Regions from separate parts of the Homo sapiens genome. Here region 2 is linked to region 1. Evidence: chromatin contacts called from ENCODE Hi-C or POLR2A ChIA-PET data. All regions are on one chromosome and are shown on one strand. Each heading gives the region's core, a stretch centred on a gene start or an enhancer-like site at or near the end of the contact. The rest is flanking DNA. Distances are from core to core; before and after follow the strand shown. Region 1 holds the start of SPATA12 (spermatogenesis associated 12). Region 2 holds the start of ARHGEF3 (Rho guanine nucleotide exchange factor 3).

Region 1 (6,303 bases), core at 1,538-4,037:
ATTTTACTGTCCATACTAGACAGACAAGGGAGAGTTGAGGAGGGGCCACTTAAATGAGTCAGTCAGTTTTGCCACCAAGTTAGCAACTCTGATAAAATTTCAGATGAAACTAAAACTATTGTCCAAAGTGAATTTCCTTTTCCTCATATTGACTGGGCTTTAACCCTTCAGTCGTGTCCTTGCCATGGCCACATTCACCAAAAGCCGACTGTAAAGGAAGGGAGGGTTACCTATTTCCCACAATCTCTTTCAATTAAAAGTCCTGAAAGAACAAGTTTCTTTCCATAAAATAAGCCATGTGGCCTTTTACACAGAAAAATAAGGAATGCCTGGAAATTAGTATTACCACTTGCTCCCTCAAGGGCCAATCTACATTACACCTATTTTCTCTATTTTCACATTTATGAGAACTTGTTCCAAATCAGTCTGGTCTTTTTGAAATGCCATTACAGTTTTACATACATTGGACAAAACTGTCATAGACTGTGATGCTCTCGGCGTCCAGCAAAATGAGTGATACTTGTACCCAATGGGTTTGTTTCATGTCACCTGCCCTTCAAGGTCCCAAAAGTGTGCATAAAAATAACAACTTGAAATGCTCACATGCCAGGAAACAACAGGTGCTGGAGAGGATGTGGAGAAATAGGAAAACTTTTACACTGTTGGTGGGACTGTAAACTAGTTCAACCATTGTGGAAGTCGGTGTAGCGATTCCTCAGGGATCTAGAACTAGAAATACCATTTGACCCAGCCATCCCACTACTGGGTATATACCCAAAGGATTATAAATCATGCTGCTATAAAGACACATGCACACGTATGTTTATTGCGGCACTATTCACAATAGCAAAGACTTGGAACCAACCCAATGTCCAACAATGATAGACTGGATTAAGAAAATGTGGCACATATACACCATGGAATACTATGCAGCCATAAAAAATGATGAGTTCATGTCCTTTGTAGGGACATGGATGAAGCTGGAAACTATCATTCTCAGCAAACTATCGCAAGGACAAGAAACCAAACACCGCATGTTCTCACTCATAGGTGGGAATTGAACAATGAGAACACATGGACGTAAGAAGGGGAACATCACACACCAGGGACTGTTGTGGGGTGGGGGGAGGGGGGAGGGATAGCATTAGGAGATATACCTAATGTAAATGATGAGTTAATGGGTGCAGCACGCCAACATGGCACATGTATAGATATGTAACAAACCTGCACGTTGTGCACATGTACCCTAAAACTTAAAGTATAATAATAATAAAAAAAAGAAATGCTGACATGCAATCATACTTAACTATGCCTTTTTTTACTATAAAATATATTCATTACTTGTATTTTCTAAATTTTTTCATAAGCACAGGGAAAAAATTTTAAGCCTTGTCTTTAAGCCTAGAGCAAGGGTGTCCAATTTTTTGGCTTCTCTGGGACACACTGGAAGAAGAATTGTCTTGGGCCACACATAAAATACACTAACACTAACAATAGCTGATGAACTAAAAAAAAAACTCATAATGTTTTTTAAAAGTTTATGAATTTGTATTGGGCCACATGTTAGACAAGCTTGGCCTAAAGATAAGTCACATTTTGGAGTCTGTTCTTCCCCGTGTGTGTATGAGTTGGGGGTGGGGGGAGGGAGGGTGGTGAGCAGCATGATTACAAGTCCAGGCTCCTTAATCAGTGATAGGTTCAAATCTGGCTCTGCTATCTGCCACCCACATAGCCTCAGGCAAGTTGCTTCCCTCCATAAGCACATTTCCTCTTCTGCAAAGTAGGACTGAAATGACTGCCTGATGGGGTGACAATGAGGCTTTAAAAAGACGAAGAGGGGCTGGGTATGGTGGCTCACGCCTGTAATCACAGCACTTTGGGAGGCCAAGTTGGGCAGATCACCTAAGGTCCAGAGTTCAAGACCAGCCTGACAAACATGGAGAAACCCCATCTCTACTAAAAATACAAAAGTAGCCAGGCATGGTGGCACATGCCTGTAATCCCAGCTACTCGGGAGGCTGAGGCAGGAGAATCGCTTGAACCTGGGAAGCAGAGGTTGCAGTCAGCGGAGATCACGCCATTGCACTCCAGCCTGGGCAACAAGAGTGAAACTCTATCTCAAAAATAAAAATAAAAATAAAAATAAATAGATGAAGTGAGGGACAAGGCATGGTGGCTCACACCTGTAATCCCAGCACTTTGGGAGGCCAAGGCGGGAGGATCACTTGAGCCTAGGAGTTCAAGAGCTGACTGGACAACATAGCGAGACCCCATCTCTATAAAAAATTTTAAAATTAGCTGGGTGTGTGACATGTACCTACAGTCCCTGTGGGAGGATCTCTTGAGCCTGGGAGGTCAAGGCTGCAGGGAGCCGTGATTGTGCCACGGCACTCCAGCCTGGGCGACAGAGCTGAGATTCTGTCTCAAAAAAAAAAAAAAAAGGAACTTAGCCCAGGGCCCGTATGCAGCAAGCACTTAAATGGTATAGCTGCTGCTACTCGGGTTATCAAAAAGGAGCTGCAAAAAAGTCTAGGTTCTGCAGGAGAGCCCTTCCAAGAACCTGCCCAGGAAGTGGGTACACCTGTCCCCACCCCCACAGTAGGAGTCAGAATCAGGGACTGGAAGGGATGGGGTTCCTGGAGGAAGCTCACAGCAGCAGCAGCCTCTGAGTCACAACTCAGCCCCTCCCTGGCATATCCCTTTGTTTGCTGGGAGTTGAGCTGTGACTCACAAAGGCTCTGGTCCCGGGCTGGGCCCATGTGACCCAGGGTCCTGACTGCCCTGCCCACAGTCACTGAGAAAATTCTTTGTGCAGGCTCACCTTCCCCTCATCTCCCCCACTCTTCCTGATCCTGCAGCGTCAGATCCCAGCCTGCAGTATCAGACCTCAAAAGGAGCCTCTGGTGTCTTGTGAGTAGTTTACCTGCCGCCCCACCCCCACCCCGAAACACACACACACACATGGGCACACACCACCACCACTTCTTTTTTGGCCTGTGCCTGTTTTTTCACTGTGCTACATTTTGACATAAGTTCAATCTATAAAGAAAAAGTCCAGGAGAGTCCAACTCCTCTTATACTCTTTTTTATTGTGGTAAAATATAATATAAAACATACCACTTTAACCATTTTTAAGTGTACAGTTCAGTGACATCTAGCACATTCACCATATTGTACAACTCTTACCATTATCCATTTCCAGAACTTTGTTGTCATTCTAAACAGAAACTGTGTACCCATTCAGCGGTAACTCCTCCTGCACCTGCCCCTCTCCCAGCCCCTACTGTATTAATACTTCTCTCTCTAAACTTGCTATTCCAGGTACCCCCTGTAAGTGTCCTTTTGTGACTGACTTTTCTCATGTAGCATAATACTTTCATGGATCAGCATGTTGTAGCATGTGTCAAAAATTCCTTTATTTATTATTATTTTTTTTTTTGCAATGGGGTCTGGCCCTGTCATCCAGGCAGGAGTACAGTGGCACGATCATAACTCACTGCAGCCTCAAACTCCTGGGCTCAAGAGATCCTCCTATCTTGGCCTCCCAAAGTGCCAGCATTACAGGTGTGAGCCATCTCACTCAACCAGAAATTCCTTCCTTTTTAAGGCTAAATAATATTCCATTGTATGTACATACCACATTTTGTTTATCCATTCATCTGTCAATAGACATTTGTATTATTTTTACCTTTTGGCTATTGTGAATAACGCTGCTGGGAACATGGGAATGCAAGTATCTGTTTGGATCTCTGCTTTCATTTCTTTGGGTATATACCCAGATTTGGAATTGCTGGACTATATGATACCTCTATGTTTAACTCCTGTTACACTTTTAGGATTCTGGCAGCCACCACAGCTAACTCTCAGTGAGCAGTCTCTCATCCTGTGTTACTCACCACTCTAAGAATTTTTATTAACTCATTTAGTCCTGAGGTGTGGTATAATTATTTTCATCCCCATTTTACAGACAAAGAACCTGAGGTGAGAGAGGTCCTCCTTCTCAGATGGCAGCATCAGTATCTGAGCCCGCATAGGTTCAGATTTAAATTGTTTCTCCGGTTGTGACAAAAACAAGGTGCTGCTCTGCCTACAAGCATTTTCTGCCCTGAATAATGCCTTTGGGAGGGTTTCCACATCTTTCCTTGCTCTGGACTAAGGATCAAGTAAAAAAAGAGAGTGGGGCAGGGATGCTCCACTGGATTGGATCTGTCTAGACTCACTGCTAGCAGTGAGAAATCCAACTCCATCTAGATGGGTGAGAAGGGGGATTTGTAGGAAGATCCCTGGAGCAGCTCAGTCATGTGACTAGATCCAAAGGCAATGTGCCCAACCCTCCCCTCGCAGCTCCACACTCTGGGCCTGTCCTCACTGCTCTAGCGCTGGGTGAGTGCCTTCAAGCACCTTCTCTGCCACTTCTGAGTGGGTTAGGATGACCCTGAGGAAGCCCACAGCCTGGCAAGGGTGGCTTGTGTCTAGCTCCAGACCGGCTACCACAGCCGAGGGGAGGGGAACCATGATAGGCCCAGCCAGGACCACAGCCCCCACTCGGGCTCAGGCTAGGCTCAGGAGCACGGCGGCGGGGGCGGGGGGTGCTCAGGAGCATGGGGAAGCCTTTCAGAGAAGAGGGAAGGAAGCAGGGCAAGTGCCCAGCACAGATGCTGCATAATCTACAATAGCAAAAGATTGGAAGCTGCCCAGTAGTACTGAACAAAACAAGGTTAAATAAAGCTGCTCTAGCCACTCAGCAAAACACTATGTAGCTGTTTAACAAGCAGGAATATCTGGTGGGAATGACAGGACTCGCTGTTTCTCTGTCTACACACATGCACACACACACACACACAACAAACATGCACACACACATACATACACATATGTAATAATTCACAGGTAAGAAAAATATAGGCAAGAATTATATCATAATAGAAGAATCAAATGGCTTTTAATCTGTTTACCAAACTTTTCTTTACGGGTTCAACAAATTATTGTCTGTACCAGGCAAGGCACTGGGGACATGACAGGGAACACAATAGAAGAAAAATCCCTGCCCTCATGGAATTTACATTCTAGTGGGGGAGGCAGATGACAAGATAAATAAGCAAAATACACCTTATATTGGATAACGATAGTGTAAGGAGAAAAAGCAATGAAGGCAAAGGGGAAGTTGGGATGCAGTGGTAACGGTTTAGACACGATGACCAGGGAAGGCTGAAGGAAATGAGGGACCAAGCTCTGCAGATATTGGGAGAGGTGCATTTTGGGCAGCGGGAATAGCAGGTGCAAAGGCCCTGAGGTGCCCACGCAGGGAACAGCATGGAGGTGATGTGGCTAGAGTGCGGTTATGAGGGGGAAGGGCAAACTAAGAGAGGAGTCAGAGAGGAAATGCAGCCAGATCACATGGGGCCTTGCAGCCAGCCACCCTAAAGGCTTTGGCTTTGTTGCAGTGAAATGAGAGCTATTTGAGGGCTTTGAGCAGAGAAGTAGCCAACCCTTCAGAAGGTTCCCTCTGACTCTGAGTTGAGAACAAGCTGAAAGGAGGTAAAGGCAGAGGCTTGGAGGCCGCAGTCATTCAGGTGAGAGGGGAGAATGACCTGGAGGGTGGTAGGAGCGGGAGGGGAGCAGTGGCCACTCTACAAGTAGAGTCTTTTGACAAGTGAAGAGAAGAGAGATACAAAAGTCAAAGATGACGCCCCAGGCTTTGGGCCTGAGCAACCAGGAGGTTGGGGTGCTCCTTAACAGAGATGTGGGAAGAGGATCAGGAGAGTCGGGCATCCTAGAAGCCAGGTGAGACAAGGCTTCGAGGAAGAGAAAGTGACCAACTCCATCACACGCTGCTGGTAGTCAGGAAGGATGGCAACAGAGAACAGGCCATTGGGATGAGCAACCAGGCACTCACTGTAGACCTTGGTAAGAGATATCTGGGGAGAGGGGAGTGGAAGCCAAGCCTGCCTGAAATGAGGGGCTCAAAAGAGAATGGGATAGCAGCATCATTCACAATAGACAAAAGGTGGAAGCAACTCAGTGTCCATGACAGATGAATGGTAGAACAAAATGTGGCAAATGCATAGAATTGAATAATATTCTGCCTTAAAAAGGAGGGAAATTCCATGCCAGCTGTGCTGGCTCACGCCTGTAATCCCAGCACTTTGGGAGGCCCAGGGAGGGGGACTGCCTGAGCTCAGGGGCTCGAGACCAGCCTGGGCAACATGGCAAAACCCTGTCTCTACCAAAAATACAAAAAAATTAATTGGGCATAGTGGTGCATGCCTGTAGTCCCAGCTAACCCGGAAGCTGAGGTCAGAG
Region 2 (6,303 bases), core at 1,918-4,417, 260 kb before region 1:
TAATGCTCGTATCATATCACATTTTTCTGTGAAATTCTAGAGCCATGAACTAAGCTCCTTAGATTTCACAATTAATGATTACAGCCAGCAGGACCTCACTGATTATGGATATTAAAATTAAACATTTGCCAACCAATTCAAACCCCCATGTCATAAGAAATAGCAGATTAAGAGGCAGTATTATACTAACAGACATGCAATATTATAATCCCTGTAGAATATTTTCAAAAGCTTAAAATAGATCTTTTAAAGAAAATAAAAATACATTTTAAAAATATCATTTTTTGCTTTCACTGGAAACTACCACAAATAAAAAATTACAAATCACTTAAATCTTGAGTAGAAATTTTATTTGCTTTTAAGAGAATGCTTATTTTTGCATATTTTTTTACTCAGTGTACGGTATCAAATGCACATCAATGCCACTTGCCTGTTCCCCAGGAGCCTTTTCCTAAGTGATTTTCCCCAGTACACTTGCTGCAAGGATAGGAGTCAATGCTAGAAGGCACTTCCCAGTGCCATGCTGTGTGCACTGTCCTACCCAAGGCAAATTCGGAAGGAACAGCCATTACACACGGCCATTAAATGTTTAAAGGGCACAGGTGCTCTGTTGCAACGGCCTTTGAAGGTCAACAAGTCCTGTTTTCCTAGAAAGGCCTCTGGATAGATCTATTTTTCTTTTTATTATAACCACATTCTTTCCACAAAGAAAACAATCACTCTTAAAAAAATACTTTCAGAGGAATTAACAGTCAATGCCTAGCTTATAAACAATTATATAATCATGTTTTTCAAAAGGCTGACAAGCGAATGCTATTTTTTAATTTATGAATACTGACGACACCTACTGGTGGAAAATATATTTTAGTTAACTGCTTATGGAGAAGCTAGGCCTACAAGGGTTGGCTGCCTTTTGCGCTGATAAGGAAACCAGAAAACTACCCACTAAACTCACTTAGGTTTCTTTTTCCAATTTTGCCAATTTCCATTATCAGGAAGTGATATGCTCATCGATGAAGCTAAAAGATATCTCTGCCTCAAAGTGTATAAAGCATACTTGATTTAGTGTTTAAATCAAACACTAAAAAACAAAAACCCCAATAGTGATATCTGAAAAATATTTACCAACTATTTCCAAAACTATTCCAACCCCTTCCTTATTTCTCACATCAGGATATCCCCATACGAGGAAAATAAGTCATATTTTATAGTCTAGATCCAGCTACCAATGAAGAAAATTAATATTTGACATGTGATAAGTTTCATATTTGTGATATATAGACATATCTATATTCTATGTATAAGAATAAAATGAAATTAAGCAGGCAAGTTTTACCTAAGCCTTTAGCTAAACTACTCAAAAACACAGGACTAAGTAATAGTAGGAAGGGACTGGTTAGAGTCCTCAGCTATCCTCACTATTCTTTTCTTTGGCCCACTTCAATTTATTAATTTATTGGTTATGCCTTTCTTCCTTACAAGTGGAGTTTGAGTGGGCACCAATTGCGCTGCTCCTATGTTGATTAAATTAGGAAGTTCCCACTGAAAAAATATTATATCCATTCCAGGCCTGACCAACCTGAATTCTATGCAAATGCCACTAGGGCCATCACACTTTCACAGCTGCTGGCAACAAAAACTCTTTGTGATAATATTCGACTGAGCTGGAGTGTAGGGTTGGGTTTGAGTGAGGGAGAAGTTAGTTTGTGCTCAGCGTATAGAAAGCTGAATACAACCAGAGACTGCTTGGAGTCCTGTCAGCCTGGAGCAGCTCTTGCTAGAGGAAATGAATCTTTGATGGTGTGCTCCCGAATATACATGATTCAGTGAGCCAAGTGCATACAGCTGAGCAGACCCAAGGAAGGCGAGTGGGTGGAACCTCAAGAATGCTGTGACAAGGCCGGATGCACACCTGCCTTCAGCCTTTCCCCAGTGGTGGTGGTGATGTTTGATGTTCGCAGAGTGAGGTGTGGGAGAGTGGAAAGCTCCCAGATACACGCATGAGCGGCAATGACTAGCTGGGTCCTGTGGGTTCCACCGCAGCTTGACCACAGCAAAGCTGTAATCTAGCGAAAGCGACTGTATTCCCTAAGACCCTCAAAGAGAGGGATGCTTTCTCCTCCAGCTGAACCCAACCTTTAAGGCCAGTGAGCTATGTGCCAGAGAAATAACACGCAAGAGGAAAAGGCAGACTAAACATAACCTGGGAGCACTCCTTCACATCGCCCGCAAGGCACAGGAAAGTTCCCAGAAAGAGAAATGTTTCCAATGTTCCAAGGCAGCTTTCCATTGACCCTAAGGACTTTAATTCATTTTCAAGATCCATGTGGGAGACACTCCAATTTACTCATTTAGCCCCAGCCCCCCGGCTGAATGACCCTCACTGGCCACAGGTGATAGGCAGAGGCGCTGTGTCCTGTTTTTGCTGCCAAAGGGCTGCAAGGCCAAGTCTGACAGGTGAGAGGGCTGGTACGTCCCTCTGCTCTCACAACCCAGGCAAAAAAAACTCGCTTAAAGGGTAGCGACACTGGGGCTTGCTGACACTTCCCTGACACTGGGGCTTGCTGACAGTAGGAGAAAGTCCCTCTGAGAGTCCAGACAGAAGATGGACAGTCTGAGAGCCCTGCAAAGGCAAGGAGGCAGTTGCTCCCAGACCGGCAGGTAGAGGGACAGGGAGAGAGGAGGCAGCTAGTGCTTGGTCCACAGAGAAAAAGCGAGAGAAAAGGAGACAGGGTGAGAGATGGCGACGGGGAGACACAAAGAAGACTGTGGGAGAGATGTAGAGAGAGAAAGTGGCACACACGGAGAGTGAGAGATGGAAACAGAGACAGTGACACTGGACGGGCGCCGAGAATGGGAGATGGAGGCAGACGAGACAGGCAGATGACCCATAGAGGTCCAGGTGCAGGGCGCGGCCCTACCTCAGCGTCCTTGGCCGGACCGCTGGCCGGGGGTAGCTCCAGGCTGCAGTTCGCTCTCTTGACCGTGAGGTAGAAGGGGTAATCCTTGGCCACCATGGCGGCTGCCGGGCCTGCCCTTTGGGATGTCACCGCTGACCCTAGGCGACTACAAAACTCCCAGGCAAAAGGGGGCCCCAGCTCCACGATGCCGGGCGGCGGCGGCGACACGGAGACCGACAGCCGGCTTCTAGCCGGGCAGGACTCGACTGGGCTCCGGAGCCGAGTGGGCGGGACCGTGCCAGCCACGCCTTGATGGGTGGGGAGGGGGCGGGCCGCCGGCTCGGCACCGCCCCACGCTGCCGGGAGGGCCCACGTGCCGCAGCGCGGACACCTCCTGGGGCTGCGAGGGGCGTGGGGCGGTCCCGCGGGTGGAGAGGGACCTCTCTCTCCCCGCTGGTATTCGACTCCGGGCGCCCCCGCAGAGCGTGGGCCGCGATTGCGGGGCAGGCAGACCCCATGATAGCTCCTTTCGGGCTCTTTGGCACTCTCCGGGTGAAAGGCTGCTGGTAGAAAGGAGGCTGGGGCGAAACCGGGCAACGGGGAGAAAGGAGGCTGTAGTGACACCTGGAGGCAGGAAGGAGCCTGGGGGGAAAAGCGAGCGTTTTAAAAGCCCACATTAGAAAGGGGTGGTGTTCTCTCTTACCCTGTTCCCAGGCCACTGCACGTTTTTTTTGTTTTGTTTTGTTTTTGTTTGGTTTTTTAAATGAATGTCAGTGGAATATAATCTACAAATGGCAAAATGCACCCATTTTAAGAGTACCGTTTGTTGAGTTCTGACAAATGTAAACACCCGTATAACCACCTCCACAGTCGGTATACGAAACATTTCCACCACCCCCGGAAAATTCCCTCGAGACCTTTCCCACTTTGCACCAACTTTTAAATTTGACTAGCATATTCAGAGGCTGCCTGACACTCGAGGGCAATCTGACAGAGTGTCCTTCAAGTATAAAGCTGTGCATGGATGACCTGGCACTACCACACCTTTCTGGATCCTTTTTGGAGAAACAATGACATTATAAATGCCCAAGAAGGCGATTGATCTTAAGGTTGTTTGCAGCAGCCCTGTCTGGGGCAGTAAAAAATAAAAAATAACTGGAAACAATGGTAATATATCCATCAATAGGGAGTGCTTAAATAAACTTTCTTCACTGTGTAATACCGCTTAGCAGCAGTGAAAAAGGAGATGGGTCTATGGGTGTGGCATGGAAAGATCTCCAATGTATTAGACTCAGTTTAAAAATAATTGCAGACTAAGCATAATACAATACCATTTGTGTTAAAAAAAAATACAAGTTTACCAAAGAATATCATATATTTTCTATAAAGACATATTTGTGGGTAAATAGCATTGAACACTGTCTACAAGAATCCACAGCAAGCTTTTACCAGTTCCCCTGTGGCTGAAGGGAGGCACCTGGGTTTAAAGAATTAAAGATAGTGAACAAAAGGGACTTAAGCTTATAGCTCATGTTTTAAAATTTTTTATAAGAAAAATACAGCCTGGGCAGCAGTGAAACCCTGTGTCTACAAAAAAAATACAAAAAATTAGCCAGGGATGGTGGTGCACACCTGTAATCCCAACTACTCCAGAGGCTGAGGTGGGAGGATCACTTGAGCCTGGGAGGCAGAAGTTGCAGTGAGCCAAGATCATACCACTGCACTCCAGCCTGGGTGACAGAGACCCTGAGAAAAAATAAAAAAGAAAAGAAAAAAAGAAAGAAATAGAGGAAGGAAGAAAGGAAAAAGAAAAGAAAAGAAAAGAAAAAAGAAAAGATGGCTAGGTAGAGTGGCTCACACCTGTAATCCCAACACTTTGGAAGGCCAAGGCAGCAGTGTGGCTTGAGGCCAACAGTTCAAGACCAGCCTAAGCAACATAGCAAGACCCTGCCTCTACAAAAAAATTTAAAAATTAGCCAGGTATGGTAGTGCATGCCTGTAGTCTCAGCTAATCCCGAGGTTGAGGTGGGAGGATTCCTGAGCCCAAGAGTTCAAGGCTGTGGTGAGCTATGGTTGCACCACTGCACTCTAGCCTGGTGACAGAGTGAGACCCTGTCTCAAGAGAAAAAAAGAAAAATACCTTCATTCATGGCACTTCTTGGGAAATTATAGTTTTTTAAAATATTATAATTATCATATTTTCTTTCTTTTTTTTTTTTTTGAGATAGGGTCTTGCTTTGTTGCCCAGGCTGGAGTGTAGTGGCATGATCTTGGCTCACTGCAACCTTCTCCTCCTGGGCTCAAGTGATCTTTCCACCTCAGCCTCCCAAGTAGCTGGGACTACAGGCCTGGACCAGTGTGCCCAGCTAATTTTTGTATTTTTGTAGAGACAGGGTTTTGCCATGTTTGCCCAGGCTGGTCTCCAACCCCTGAGCTCAAGCAATCCACCTGCCTCAACCACCCAAAGTGCTGGGATTACAGGTGTAAGCCACCATGCCCAGCCCTAAAATGATCATCTCTCAAAAGTTATTTTGTAGACTGTACTGTTGAATCTTTTTCCTCCTCATGTGGAAAGTCATGACTACATCAGGTGGTGATCTATGGAGACACTATCTTTTGTTTTTACTTCCTGGGGATGCAGGGGATAGTGGGAATGGTGATATCCAGTCCCTGTTTGCGTGCTCTTTGCTTCTAGCTGAGGTCAGAACCCAGCAGTTCCTACTTCTCAGGCAGGACACCTCATAATACATAGCTCTTCATCCCAGGTATCAAATCCACACCCTCACACTAAATCCACTTACTTTCCTACCCAGCTAGTGCAGACAAACTGCCTTTGGAGGCAGAAAGAATTGGGCCCTGTGTAACCAGCCTGTTATTACCACACATGTAAATGAAGCTCCTGAATGGGTGGAGGTTCCAACTGAAATTGAAGAGAGCACCTGAGTTTTTTTCCCTCGATAGATAACCTGAAGCAATAGGAAGAAAACTGTCTCAGAAGAGGTATGGGGCAGGAAAGAGCACCTCAGAACCACTGATTTTTCCTATTTGTATTCCTGAACACAATTTTATCCTTTTAGCCTGAGCTGTGCTGATGGGGAGCTCACACAAGTGCTCCAAAAGCTTAGCCAAGCTTGGTGGGGGTGTGAGAGTAACCTCATCTCCAAGTAGCCCCTGATTAACTATGCAGCCAAAGGCAGGGCCAGAGGCAGTGACATGCGTCACTCAGGGCTTGTCTGGCCACCAAGAACCTGTGCCCAAGTACCCGAGCCACTTCTTATTCCTCTTTCTCTGCCTGCTCTTCTGGCCCTCACAGTCCACTATCTCAACTAGAACACATTTGCCATCAAAGCCACTGGCTTTGACTCCCAGAAGAGCTTGCTGGGCCGTGTTCTCAAGTTGGAAA

Evidence for each region. A loop is a pair of places that touch in the nucleus more often than their neighbours do. ChIA-PET counts read pairs that join two places held with the same protein, here RNA polymerase II (POLR2A). Pooled maps may share reads with other maps.
Region 2: a loop to region 1 is called in a pooled map, with 2.2 times the contacts of the local background. The contact joins the promoter of ARHGEF3 here to the promoter of SPATA12 in region 1. A Hi-C loop is called at or near these places in 6 of 168 maps with a recorded cell type or tissue (B cell, GM12878, OCI-LY7 and 3 more) and 11 of 50 pooled maps. POLR2A ChIA-PET finds 5 or more read pairs at or near these places in 3 of 52 experiments (GM12878, OCI-LY7 and activated B cell).

The regions. Positions count from the first base shown.
Region 1 is chr3:57,057,877-57,064,179 of GRCh38, forward strand. It overlaps SPATA12 (spermatogenesis associated 12), which reads left to right and starts at 2,788. Exons shown (of 2, transcript NM_181727.2): 1 at 2,788-2,910. It also overlaps a transcript of ARHGEF3 not described here. RefSeq lists an enhancer at 5,913-6,303.
Region 2 is chr3:56,798,782-56,805,084 of GRCh38, forward strand. It overlaps ARHGEF3 (Rho guanine nucleotide exchange factor 3), which reads right to left and starts at 3,168. Exons shown (of 10, transcript NM_019555.3): 1 at 2,922-3,168. The coding sequence starts at 3,017. RefSeq lists an enhancer at 754-803 and a silencer at 3,168-3,337.